2 separate regions of the Homo sapiens genome follow, and region 1 is linked to region 2. A link is a contact called in ENCODE Hi-C or POLR2A ChIA-PET data. All regions are on one chromosome and are shown on one strand. Each heading gives the region's core, a stretch centred on a gene start or an enhancer-like site at or near the end of the contact. The rest is flanking DNA. Distances are from core to core; before and after follow the strand shown.

The links. A loop is a pair of places that touch in the nucleus more often than their neighbours do. ChIA-PET counts read pairs that join two places held with the same protein, here RNA polymerase II (POLR2A). Pooled maps may share reads with other maps.
Region 1: a loop to region 2 is called in a map of natural killer cell, with 7 times the contacts of the local background. The contact joins two enhancer-like sites. A Hi-C loop is called at or near these places in 8 of 168 maps with a recorded cell type or tissue (CD4-positive, alpha-beta T cell, CD8-positive, alpha-beta T cell, Calu3 and 4 more), 6 of 37 single-sample maps with no recorded cell type and 19 of 50 pooled maps. POLR2A ChIA-PET finds 5 or more read pairs at or near these places in 8 of 52 experiments (CD4-positive, alpha-beta T cell, CD4-positive, alpha-beta memory T cell, OCI-LY7 and 4 more).

Annotation. Positions count from the first base shown.
Region 1 is chr15:85,665,530-85,669,933 of GRCh38, forward strand. It overlaps AKAP13 (A-kinase anchoring protein 13), which reads left to right. Exons shown (of 37, transcript NM_007200.5): 14 at 4,193-4,301. Among named protein-coding and RNA genes, the nearest start is that of LINC02883, 91 kb to the right of the region's middle. RefSeq lists an enhancer at 2,559-2,728. Within about 2 kb of position 2,647, at least 22 of the 41 ENCODE cell types and tissues checked have a DNase peak (open chromatin) inside an H3K27ac peak, as active enhancers do; they include CD4-positive, alpha-beta T cell, CD8-positive, alpha-beta T cell, endothelial cell of umbilical vein and 1 more, where a contact is called at or near this core.
Region 2 is chr15:85,581,003-85,584,876 of GRCh38, forward strand. It overlaps AKAP13 (A-kinase anchoring protein 13), which reads left to right. Exons shown (of 37, transcript NM_007200.5): 7 at 1-1,105. Among named protein-coding and RNA genes, the nearest start is that of LINC02883, 180 kb to the right of the region's middle. RefSeq lists a silencer at 376-670. Within about 2 kb of position 1,254, at least 33 of the 41 ENCODE cell types and tissues checked have a DNase peak (open chromatin) inside an H3K27ac peak, as active enhancers do; they include CD4-positive, alpha-beta T cell, CD8-positive, alpha-beta T cell, endothelial cell of umbilical vein and 1 more, where a contact is called at or near this core.

The sequences.
Region 1 (4,404 bases), core at 1,397-3,896, 86 kb after region 2:
AAAATTATTATTTTTACACTTTAAGTTCTAGGGTACATGTGCACAACGTGCAGGTTTGTTACATAGGTATACATGTGCCGTGTTGGTTTGCTGCACCCATTAACTCGTCATTTACATTAGGTATTTCTCCTAATGCTATCCCTCCCCCAGCCCCCTACCACACAACAGGCCCCGGTGTGTGATGTTCCCCGCCCCGTGTCCAAGTGTTCTCATTGTTCAGTTCCCACCTATGAGTGAGAACATGCGGTGTTTGGTTTTCTGTCCTTAGCGATAGTTTACTCAGAATGATGGTTTCCAGCTTCATCCATCTCCCTGCAAAGGACATGAACTCATCCTTTTTTATGGCTACATAGTATTCCATGGTGTATATGTGCCACATTTTCTTAATCCAGTCTATCATGGACATTTGGGTTGGTTCCAAGTCTTTGCTATTGTTAACAATGCCATAATAAACATACATGTGCATGTGTCTTTATAGTAGCTTGATTTATAATCCTTTGGGTATATACCCAGTAATGGGATCGTTGGGTCAAATGGTATTTCTAGTTCTAGATCCTTGAGGAATCGCCACACTGTCTTCCACAATGGTTGAACTAGTTCACAGTCCCGCCAACAGTGTAAAAGCGTTCCTATCTCTCCATATCCTCTCCAGCATCTGTTGTTTGCTGACTTTTTAATGATCACCATTCTAACTGGTGTGAGATGGTATCTCATTGTGGTTTTGATTTGCATTTCTCTGATGGCCAGTGATGATGAGCATTTTTTCATGTGTCTGTTGGCTGCATAAATGTCTTCTTTTGAGAAGTGTCTGTTCATATCCTTTACCCACTTTTTGATGGAGTTTTTTTTTTCTTGTAAATTTTTTTAAGTTCTTTGTAGATTCTGGATATTAGCCCTTTGTCAGAGGGGTAGATTGCAAAAATTTTCTGCCTTCTGTAGGTCGCCTGTTCACTCTGATGCCTACCAGAATTCTTAAGAGAGCATCTATGCTCCCTGCCTTCTCTTTTTAAAATTTTATTTATTTATTTACTTATTTAGAGACAGGGTCTCACTCTGTCGCCCATACTGGAGTGCAGTGGTGCCATCACAGGTCACTGCAGCTTCAACTTCCCCAGTTCAAGTGATCCTTCTGCCTCAGTCTCCCAAAGTGCTGGCATTACAGGTGTGAGCCACTGTGCCTGGCCTTTGCCTTCTCTTTATCACCATCTAATCATCTCTTAATTTCTGCTGCTACCAGTCTCTTGAAACTCCTGTCTTGAAGGTCATGGATTTCCATGTCAGCCAAATCAAAGTGACTTCTTAGTTCTCATCTTCTGGATGTCCTCATTATCACTTACCACTTTTGACAATCCCTTGGGGAGCTTTTGAGTTGAGAATTCAAATTATTTGCTTTTATATCATTGTACCTCACTGCAAGTCTTTTCTCTTCCTCTTGGGTCAGAAGACTGATTAATTTACGAAAGCATTCTGGGATGCATCTTATTTCCTCCAAATGAAACACTTACAATTTAAAAAAAAACTGTTTTTGAATAGATGACTGGAGTTTGAGGCAAGAATCTAATGATACATTTCTAATTAAACAAAAACATTGACAACCTCTTCCTTGATTTGCTGAGTAGGACTTTGTGTAGAAGTTTAAATTTTTATTGCATCCTACTATGAAGCACTAACATGACCAAATATAAACTTGACACTGAAGGATTATCTTAGTAATTATTGTAACACTTATGCTTGTGTGAGACCAGACAAATAAAGAGATTTAGGCATAATGAAAATCAGTTGAAGAGTGAATTTTGCCCCTTTTAAAAATTTTTCTACTTGTTCTGATACTTCAGAAGGAGTTAGAAAAAATAAGAATATGAAGAATATGCTTGTTGAAGCAAGTGATTTAGATTTACTCAGCCTAATGGTAACAGAGAAAGGAAGAAAAAAATAGGAACAATTCTTGGATGGCTACTGAGCACAGCTTTGCTAAGGGTAAATAAACAGTGAAAAAATCTTTAAAATAAATTGCATTTCAAATTTATAGAATCCTTTGGAAATCATTTACAAGATGAGGTAAAATACCAAAATTGTGGATTTGTAAACAGAATCATAGGCCAAGACTGACATATCCCTTCAGATTTAGCTCCAGCTCATTTAAATGACTTGCCTAAGGCCGTGTAAGTGGCTATTAGCTGAACAGTATTAAACTCAAGAGTTCCTGGCTATTAATTTCTCTGCTTTTTTCCAGGTTTTTGGAGTAGGTGAGTTTTCAAGGAGGAAATAAGAATGATTTAATTTTCTTAATATTATTTATGTGATACCTTTTCTAAGATGGATATTTCCGGGAATTTGACAGATAACCCTGCATTTTAGTAAGACGTTACTACTACTGATGTGTTTCTAAAATGGACTGTCTTTCTGAAGTGGACTTTCTGATTCAGTCTTTCTAGATAAAGTTGTTGTTTTAGTGCCTTGCTATGCTTAGCCTTCCTGGAATCTCTACTTACCCATAGTTTTTATCTTGTATGGAACCTCAGAGTAGGCATTTGAGCTGCTTGTTTCACTCTGATCTAGACGAGTTGCCTGTAGCCAACTTCCTGTTAAAAGTCTCTGCCTTTCACTGAGGTCATTTTTTAGACCTCACAGTTGTATTTGAAACATAGCAACTGTTTGCCTCAGCTGCCATGGTTACACATGAAACAAGCTCTAAATAATCAGAAGTCTGGCCTAAGTGAGTCAAGTTCATGCTAGTAACGGATTTTTCACTGCTTCCCTTTCAATATGTGAGTCATAAGGAGGCAGATTTCATTCTGTGAAGGGAAAGGATTAATGATAAAGTCAGTTAACAATTGGAATGGGCTCTTATCACCAGAAGTGTGCTAGTGGACACTAGATGACTGTCTTTCAGGGATGTTGTACCAGGAACTTCTGCAGGTGGTTGGATTACATGGTCTCAAAGCTGCTGTGAATTTACTGAGAGAGTTAAATTATCAAATTTCAGTTACCTTTACGTTCATGTAGAATCACTATCATCTTAGAAGAGGATAGGGAAGAGATTTAGGCTTCTTTCCAGATACACTGTTGTTTTGTTTGTGATCTTAAGACACTTTACTTGAATCTCAATTTCCAATTATTTAAAATCAGAGGCCAGGCCTGGTGGTTCACACCTATAATCCCAGCACTTTGGGAGGCTGAGATGGGTGGATCATTTGAGCCCAGGGATTTAAGACCAGCCTGGCCAACATGGTGAAACCCTGTCTCTACCAAAAATACAAAAAATTAGCTGGGCGTGGTGGTGCACCCCTGTAATCCCAGCTACTCAGGAGGCTGAGGCGGGAGAATCGCTTGAACCTGGGAGGCAGAGGTTGCAATGAGCCGAGATCATGCCACTGCACTCCAGCCTGGGCGACACAGTGAGACTCTGTCTCAAAAATAAAAATAGGCTGGGTGCGGTGACTCACGCCTGTAATCCCAACACTTTGGGAGGCCGAGGCAGGCGGATCACAAGGTCAGGAGTTCGAGACCTGCCTGACCAACATGGTGATACCCCATCTCTACTAAAAATACAAAATTTAGCTGCGCGTGGTGGCGCGCACCTGTAATCCCAGCTACTCAGGAGTCTGAGGCAGGAGAATTGTTGGAACCTGGAGGCAGAGGTTGCAGTAAGTAAACCAAGATTATGCCTCTGCACATCAGCTGGGTGACAGAGTGAGACTCTGTCTAAAAAAAAATAATAATAAATAAAGTAAAATCAGAATACTATTACTGATATTCTACTATATCTGTATGAAGAAATATTTAGATTTTCAAAGAACAAGTATTGTATGTAGTTTGATATTTCCAGTGAAATTATTTTTAAGTGATTATGCATCCAGCAGATATTTATTAAGTACTTACTAAGTTTGAAACATTGTTAGATGCTATGAGGGATACAGAACCACTGTAAAGAATGGATACTCTAATGATCCCCATTTTACAGATGAGAAAACTAAGCCTCAGAAAAGCTAAGTAACTTCTCTGAAACTGAGCAGCTGTTAAGTAGCAGGAGCAGACTTTAACCTAAGTCTGTCTGACCACAAGGCCTGTGCTCTCACCCGCTTCTTCACTGCCTTATTTTACTATGTGGGTCTAATTATAAGGTTTTATGCTTATCTAGAAATATGAGAGTATATGCTTACAACGTGTTCTTCACTTTTTTACTTCACAGATATGTCACAGATCTAAGCAGCAGGGATTTAATTACTGTACATCAGCCATTTCCTCTCCATTGACAAAATCCATCTCATTAATGACAATCAGCCATCCTGGATTGGACAGTGAGTATACTACTTTTTAAAAAAATTAAATATATTAAATCTTAACCACTCTTCCTATTATTTTTCTCACTTTAAGGCCCCATAACATTACCTGCCAAAATTT
Region 2 (3,874 bases), core at 4-2,503:
CAGCTAAGTAATTCACCGGGTGCATCCTCTGCCTTTCTTAAGGCAGAAACTGAACATAACAAGGAAGTGGCCCCACAAGTCTCACTGCTGACTCAAGGTGGGGCTGCCCAGAGCCTGGTGCCACCAGGAGCAAGTCTGGCCACAGAGTCAAGGCAGGAAGCCTTGGGGGCAGAGCACAACAGCTCCGCTCTGTTGCCATGTCTGTTGCCAGATGGGTCTGATGGGTCCGATGCTCTTAACTGCAGTCAGCCTTCTCCTCTGGATGTTGGAGTGAAGAACACTCAATCCCAGGGAAAAACTAGTGCCTGTGAGGTGAGTGGAGATGTGACGGTGGATGTTACAGGGGTTAATGCTCTACAAGGTATGGCTGAGCCCAGAAGAGAGAATATATCACACAACACCCAAGACATCCTGATTCCAAACGTCTTGTTGAGCCAAGAGAAGAATGCCGTTCTAGGTTTGCCAGTGGCTCTACAGGACAAAGCTGTGACTGACCCACAGGGAGTTGGAACCCCAGAGATGATACCTCTTGATTGGGAGAAAGGGAAGCTGGAGGGAGCAGACCACAGCTGTACCATGGGTGACGCTGAGGAAGCCCAAATAGACGATGAAGCACATCCTGTCCTACTGCAGCCTGTTGCCAAGGAGCTCCCCACAGACATGGAGCTCTCAGCCCATGATGATGGGGCCCCAGCTGGTGTGAGGGAAGTCATGCGAGCCCCGCCTTCAGGCAGGGAAAGGAGCACTCCCTCTCTACCTTGCATGGTCTCTGCCCAGGACGCACCTCTGCCTAAGGGGGCAGACTTGATAGAGGAGGCTGCCAGCCGTATAGTGGATGCTGTCATCGAACAAGTCAAGGCCGCTGGAGCACTGCTTACTGAGGGGGAGGCCTGTCACATGTCACTGTCCAGCCCTGAGTTGGGTCCTCTCACTAAAGGACTAGAGAGTGCTTTTACAGAAAAAGTGAGTACTTTCCCACCTGGGGAGAGCCTACCAATGGGCAGTACTCCTGAGGAAGCCACGGGGAGCCTTGCAGGATGTTTTGCTGGAAGGGAGGAGCCAGAGAAGATCATTTTACCTGTCCAGGGGCCTGAGCCAGCAGCAGGTAAGCAAAACATAATACAAAATTAACAGTCTGAGAAGCAGATTCCCTTAAGAGTCACTGTGGTGTCCTGGTAAAAATATAGGCATCTTTGTTGTTTTGAGGCCTTGCACTCATTGGGTAGGTAGCCAAGTTAATAGTCACCACCATCAGGAGGGGCACGTCATCTCAGGGTTGGACAGATTTTGCTTCCTGTATTGTAGACTTACTGCTTGGTTGCTTAAGCTTATAAACACTCCTGTCTCATTCTGGAGTGGTTGCAACTTTGCAAACCTAGAAAACAATGCCTAGATCACAGGTACTCTAAAGTGGTGAAAGAATTTAGCAGATGTTTTTATTCACATGGCTTAATCCTTTTCTCTAGTACCATAGAAAACAGTGCCAAAAAGCTGTGTTTTATCTACAAGCCTGAAACTCCCTTCCTCCCCTATCATCCTAGTCTGTATTCTGAGCAAATTTAGAGTCAGAGTGGTTTCATGAACAGCTGTAAGTATTGTTCTGAGCTGACTTCCCAACATCCAAAATGGTGGTATTAGGTCATTGGTGGTTTTTTGTTTGTTTGTTTTTGTTTTTTTTGGGCTAGGGGTGTTGTTGACGGGGAACTCCTTCCTTTTCCTGCTTGGGGAGTGGACCTCTAGTTCCATTGCCTGTTGCTTTTGGGCAGCAGTCTGAGAATTCAAGACCCTGCACAGTGCAGGGGATAGGATGCAGGATTTCCGCCCAAGCCCAGTCTGCTGAGCTGCTGTCACAGGGCAGACCTTGTGTCTGCTTTATCTTGGTGAAGCAGCTGCACTGAGCAGATTGCTCACACAGCAGCCTGTTCCATCTGTGGGTAACCATGTTCCGAGGCAGCAAAGAGAAACCGCTATTGCTCCGTGGAAATAAACTATCTGAATAAAACTTCTTAACGGGGGTTGAGGCTGAAGCTGAAACGGGAGTCGGACACGATCTTGGCTCCTGAAGTCTTTAAAGGTCAGTTTGATGCACACTTCTATACCACCACCTGTTACCAGCTGTAGACAGAAGACCTATCTCCATGCTTGCCCCTAGGCTTTTGTAGGTAAGAAGCAGCCTGTTTTGTCTTTATTGTTTATTTTTGCTGTTCTTTTCAATTTTTGAAAATCCCTTTACACATATGTATTAAGAATGTGGGGGAGGGTTATGGAGAGAAATGAATCAATGGAGCAAAAGAAGTTGCTTTGGAAGAAGCGCAATTTAAATACAGTGGTTATTTTCCCTGGTAAAGGGCTTTTAGCCGTTTATAATCTTTTTCCTCCCCAGTTGAGGGATTTAAGGAATCCGAGGTAGAATTTTTGATGACTTTAGCTTTTTAGTTTTATTAATGTTTTGGATTGTTAGTGATAGATACTTGCTGGCTGTTGTCTCAGGATTTAAATGAGGTCTCTAATTTTTAAAAAAAGCCACAACAACAAGTCTATTTTGGGGGCCCTGGCAGGTTGGCATTTCAGAAGAATGGGAGTGGCTGTAAGCTGATGCCTGGTGATGTTCTTTTCATTTCGGTGCTGCGTCCTTGGCCACATGGGCCGGAATTATTTCTCTTTCTGGCTCAGTGGTCAGAATTTGACTCAAGCAAGTGTGAACTCTGTGGGGATTGTGTCTGTAGTATCCTATGAGAAAAAGTAAAAACCAGGGAGAATTTCAGACTTTGATTTTTATTAGCACATATAGTAAAGATGGTGAGAAATGACGGATGTTTAGGATTTTGAGGTTTTGAGAAGGAAGAAAAATGTATGGACTTTCAGCAGTATATATGGGCTTGAGGTTGGTAAATTTTGTGTAGGTGAGTTACTTGTCCTGTTACCAAAAGGAGTCATACTCATGGTCTCAAACTGCAGAGGAACTCTGTATTGATGGTCTCAGACTACAGAGAAAGTAGCCAGTCATGAAGAAATTGGTACTTTCTTCAGAAAATGGCCAGGATTGGGAAAATCCCTGGTCACATTACTTTAGAGAAAAAGCACCTGAGTGTGATCTCAGAGCCAAAGGGTATTTTCTATCAAGTTTACATTCTACTCATAGATTTAATCATACTGTTTTGTGAGTGAGAAGACATAGGTTTAACTGCTGATTTGGAAGGAGCCAGTTTGAAAGAAGGGGATGTGGCCCTTGACCCACCAAAAGCATTGACCACAGTGCTTAGGAAATCAGTGATGCATGACTGAGCCACGCCAGTCCTGCAGAGGCTGCCGACACCCGTCAAGTGTGAGTAATCACTGTTTTCTAGTGTGACTGGTTGCTGTGCCAAGATGCATCTTTTCAAAGTTGATAGGTATAGGAAAGGAAGGAGGTACCAAAAATCACATCCCCAGAGGAAAGCAACCCTCTTTCCCCCCAGAAATTACTCTGACTCACTTAGAGATGTTTTGATCAAGGGATAGTTCTAAGGGGATTGCTTAGTCAGATTTTAACTTTAATAACATTTTATGAAATTTAACACAGATTTTGGTTCTTTGGGCAAGGAAACTTGTTTACCCATTTTTAAACTGCTGGTAAGATTATATAATTATAAGGTCAAAGAAGGAAGAAAAGAGGTTCATCTATAGAAATGTAACTCTTACAAATTTAAGGTAGACTTTTGTACATGTCATGTGCTCCTAGAATAAAATCTTAATATAATTTATTCTTTGGTGAAAGAAACTTCTGTGCTCTTTAGTGTGGGGAGCATTTTTCTTGCCAGAGTAGTGGCATCACTAGGTTAATAACCACAGATGCATTTCCACATGAAATCGAGATGACAGTTCCATTTGCATT